Regions from separate parts of the Homo sapiens genome. Here region 1 is linked to region 2. Evidence: read pairs that join two places in POLR2A ChIA-PET (ENCODE). Cell type or tissue: OCI-LY7. All regions are shown on one strand. Region 1 has its middle 41 kb from the start of PAX5. Region 2 has its middle 19 kb from the start of OR2S2.

Evidence for each region. ChIA-PET counts read pairs that join two places held together with the same protein. Peaks named below come from ENCODE experiments on the same cell type or tissue, not always from the same donor. Only the 100,000 strongest peaks of a DNase experiment are listed, where the experiment ranks them.
Region 1: POLR2A ChIA-PET joins it to region 2 with 5 read pairs; 1 of 35 experiments calls an interaction of 5 or more read pairs at or near these places.

What each region holds. Positions count from the first base shown.
Region 1 is chr9:37,073,854-37,076,353 of GRCh38, reverse strand. No RefSeq gene overlaps it. Among named protein-coding and RNA genes, the nearest start is that of PAX5, 41 kb to the right of the region's middle. In OCI-LY7, no CTCF peak of the experiment used is centred here; DNase peaks (open chromatin) are centred at 358, 1,353, 1,663 and 2,313; H3K4me3 peaks cover 1,940 bases; H3K27ac peaks cover 2,500 bases.
Region 2 is chr9:35,975,421-35,977,920 of GRCh38, reverse strand. No RefSeq gene overlaps it. Among named protein-coding and RNA genes, the nearest start is that of OR2S2, 19 kb to the right of the region's middle. In OCI-LY7, no CTCF peak of the experiment used is centred here; a DNase peak (open chromatin) is centred at 980; H3K4me3 peaks cover 510 bases; H3K27ac peaks cover 993 bases.

The DNA of each region.
Region 1 (2,500 bases), 1.1 Mb before region 2:
ACCCACTCACCCTACTCTGCGGCAGTTTTGGGTCTTCAGGGAAACTTTCCACCTCAGCCTCTCTCCACATACACAGCATTTCTCTTTCTAATTGAAGCTGTCTCTACTCCCCATTTCTCCTTTTTTTCTTTTCTTTTCTTTTCTTTTTTTTTTTTTTTTCGACACAGTATCTCACTCTGTCACTCAGGCTGGAGTGCAGTGGTGTAAACACAGCTCACTGGCACCTCAACCTCCTGGGCTCAAGAGATCTTCCCACCTGAGCCTCCCAGGAAGCTGGGACTACAGGCGTGCATCACCACACTGCACCTGGCTAATTTAAAACTATAAACATTTTGTAGAGATGGGATCTCGCCGTGTTAACCAGGCTGGTCTTGAATTCCTGTCTCAAGCAGTCCTCCCGCCTCAGTGTGAACCACAGTGCCCAGCCCCTACTTCTTGAAATCATGGGTGACAGCATGCACAAATATCCTGAAGTCTTTCTTACAGAGTATTTTCTAAAGAGACCAACATTTATTTGAGAAGGGAAGCACCTGTTCTTCCCACGGCAGTGGTAGTAGGACAACAATGCGCAGCTGAATTGGGATGAGGGGCCAGGACAAAGCAGAAATCTGCTGCAGAGAGCAGGAAAGATATTCTGTAGCAGGATCTGGGCAAGCGGCACTCATCCATATCCTTTGCATTGCAAAGAGAGGAGCTACCTCCTTCCTTTTTATTTTCCAGTTTATTGGTGGCTCCTAGAACCTCTGAGAACTAACTGATTTTGACCTCTTAACAGTTGCCTTTCAACTACCATTCATTTACTGCAAGCCTACTGTGTAACAGGCCCTTGCTAACCACTTCAGATATATTGTCTCTTGTCCAGCTTCAAGTGACTCTCTTAGGGAGGGATTAGCCTCACCTCACTAGTATGGAAATGGAGACTTGGAGTAATCAAGTGACTTGCTCTGAATTACACAGCTGGGAAGTGGTGAAGCTGGAATTCAACTCAAGTTATGTCTAGATCTAAAACTCATGCTCTTTTCTATGCTCAAAGCTGCATATCAAAACTGAACTTTAGCATGGAGTCTATGATGACTGGCTCATGTCTCTCCACCCAGCACCTAGCCCAAGGCCAAGCACAGAGAAGGCTCACAGTGGACACTTTTGGAATGAGTAGATTTTTTATGGAATGGTTGGTAAATGAAGGCCTGGGCACGGTGTGAACAGTGTTGTGGGACAGCAGAGGAGGGGGTAGTGGCTGATTAGGGGACGTGGAGAAGCCTCTGCAGAGGAACAGAAATGAGTGAGGCCTGGAGAAATAAGTAGTCAGACAAAGACGGACAATTCAGCATTCTCACAGCAAAGACCACTAACAGGCAATTCACAGAACAGGAAACCCAAAGGCCGTGAATAGGTGCTCTGCATCACTAACAGTCAGAAAAATGCAAATTATCTCATGCACAGTAGATGAGAATACAAACTGGAAAAGTGTGTTAGGAGAGCTATTTAATAGCATCTATCACAATTATAAATGAGGTATGTTCTTAAATGTGTGTACAAACATTGTGATAGAAAAAATGGAAATATTCATTAGTAGGGAACAAACTAAACAAGAACACATTTATACCATTTAAAAATATTATGCCACGTTTGGCTGGGCACAGTGGCTCACACCTGTAATCCTAACACTTTGGGAGGCTGAGGAGGGCAGATTGCCTGAGCCCAGGAGTTTGAGACAAGCCTGGGCAACATAGCCAGAGGCAGTCTCTAGGGGAAAAAAAAAAATATATATATATATATATGTGTATATATATATATATATATATATATATATGCACACACATATGTGGCATATGTATATATATGTATATATATGTATATATATGTGTGTGTATATATATATACACATATGTGGCATATATATACATATATATATGCCATTTTTAAAAGAATAAAGGGAATCTGCATGCACTGACATGGAAAGATTGCCAAAGACGTACACTTAAATGAAAAAAGGTAAATTGCAGAGCAGTAAGGATATAGTGTTCTCATTTTATTATGTTTTTAAAGGGTACAAGTGTGCCTGTGTATAGATATGTGTGTATATAAGTGCATAGACAAAATACTAGATGAATACCAATCGTTAACAGTGGTTATTTACCTCTTAGGAGGGGAGTAGGAATGGAGGAGATTGAAGAATGACTTTCACTTTAAAAAGTGAGATGTGATTCATTGAGAAAAACAGCACATTACTTCTATGGCATTCACATCAAAAGTGCGTAACTTGAATATAACCATGAGGTACACTCTAAAAATACTGGACTTATCTCTTCAAAACTGTCAGTGGCAGGAAATGCAAAGAAAGACCGAGGAACTGTACCGCATTAAAGGAACAATTGGCAACATCCAGATCTAGGTTAGAGGACAGTACTGCATTAACATTATTTCCCCAATTTTTATATTTACATTGTGGTTATGTAAGAGAATGTCTTGGTTTTATTTTTCAGGTCGAGCACACTGA
Region 2 (2,500 bases):
AAATATAAAACTACAGGTAAATTGAGAGTAAAAGGATGGAAATCGTATCAATTAAAGCAGAAAAAAAGCACTTTTAAAAAATAACACCTATTAATGACAAAAAGCTTTCAGAAAACTAGAAATAGATGGGAAACTTCTTCAATTTGATAAAGAATATCTACTGAAAAAGCATAGTTAACATCATATTTAGTGATGAAAGACTGTGTTCCCCCAAAGAAAAAAATACTGAGGTATAAATCTAACAAAACATGTATAGAACATGTATGCTGAAAACTAAAAAATGCTGAACTCAAGGCTCTAAATAAATGGAGAGACATACTGTGTTCATGGGTTGGAACACTCACTGTAGCAAAGATATCAACTCTATTCAAATTGATGTGCAAACTTAACACAATTTCTATCAAAATCCCAGCAAGACTTTTTGTATGTATAGATAAAATTATTCTAAAATGTACATAGAAAGGCAAAGGAACTCATACAGCTAAAATAATTTTATACAAGTAAAAATAAAGTGGAAGGAATCACTATTGCTGGCTTTAAGATTTTTTACATAGCTACAATAATCTTGTGAAGGGTACACAAGACCATGTAGTATTGGTAGAGGAACAGACACGTAGATCAATGAAACAGAATAGAGAGTCAGGAAATAACCCCACATAAGTATGTCCAATGATTTTTGACAAAAGTGCAAAAGCTATTCAATGACATAAGAATAGCCTTTGCAATAAACGGTACTGGAGCAATTGAATATCCATAGGAAAAAAACAAAAACAAAAACTTTAACCAAAGTCTCATACATTGTGCAAAAATTAACTCACAAGAAAACCAGATCAAGATGGCTGACTAGGGATGCCAAACACTCATCTCCTGCACAAAGAAGAAGAAAACAACAAATAACTGTACTGTGAGTAGAGCAACTAAAGGAGAACACGGAAATACAGCAAGAAAGTGACAAAAACCCTCTGAGGCATGGATGTGATGGCAGCATAGACAGGGAAGTGAAACATTCAGCTGGGGTCAGCTCAGAGTCAAAAGGGACTTCTCATTGTGGGGAAAAGGTAAGCAGGAGCTCCTCAGCAGTCCCCATTTCAACTGAGGACATCTGCAATCTTAGCTGCTGGCATGCCTCACAAGTCTCACAAGCCTTGAATCCATAATAGGGAGCTGCCTGGAGTCTGCATAACCTCATTGCTCTAAAGAAGGAACACACACCAAGTGCCCCCTTACTCCCAGGACCAAAGCTGCTACAGCATGGTGGCCATTTGGGGAATGAGGTTGCTGTTGGTGTGCATCTTGACCTGGGATCCTATAGCCACTACATGTCTACATTTTTGGAGACCAGCCATCATCCCCTGATACCCATATGGAAAACTGCACCACCACCCCAGCTAGACCCAGCAGTACAGCCTTAACCCCAGCACCTGAGTCTATGCATTGCCCTACACTCCAGGGAGCAGGCAGTTCAGGACAGCATGGAGGCCACCCTCAGGACTGGAGGAACAGACATACACATTCCTTAGAGCCATAAAACAAGCTGCCTGATACCCACCACCACCAATGACTCTGTCCCCTCCAATGGCAGAACTGTCACGCATTGCAAACATATTCCAGGAACCCAGAACTGGTCCAACTGGTACCCACCACTGCCAGTCACCCTGCCCCCTCCAATCGTCTCATATTATATATGCCCCCTAGGGACGAAGAACCTGCCTGTGTGGTGCCCACTGCCACCAGCAACCCCATCTCCTTCAACTGCAAAGTAGCCATGCACCATGTATACCCCCCAGGAACCAAGGACCAGCTCGTCCAGTGCCCACTGCAGCTGGCAACACCATCCTGACAACTGGTGGAGACACTATGCTCAGTGCACACCCCCACCGCAAGAACTTAAGAACCAACCCATCTAGTAGCCCCTGCCTCTAGCAAAGCCACACAACAGCCTCCACAAACACCTTCAGTCTAGGCCACTGAGGCACTCACAGACACCACCACTGACATTGATTAGAGCTAAAGAAATCACATGGAGACTGCATTACTGCACTCACAGAACAAAATTCAAAGCACCCTACCAAACCAACAATACAGGACACATCTACAGGAAAAAGGCTTTCCCTATGGAAGCTACTCCATAAATTTGGAAGGGCTGACTGCTCCATTAGATGCACAAATATCAGTGTAGGAACACAAGAAACATGAAAAACAAGGAAACATGACACCTTCAAAGGAACACAATAATTCTCTAATAACAAAACCAAAGGAAAGGAAATCTATGACGTGTCTGAAAAGGAATTCAAAATAATGATCCTAGGAATCTCAGTGAGATACAAAAGAATATCGATAGATAATTCAATGAAATCAGAAAAACAATTCATGATCACAATGAGAAATTCAACAAAGAGAAAGAGTTCATAAAAAAGAACTAAACAAACCTTGGAGCGGAATAACTCAAAGAATAAAAATACAATTGAGAGCTTCAACAACAGAGAAATAATTTTTCAAC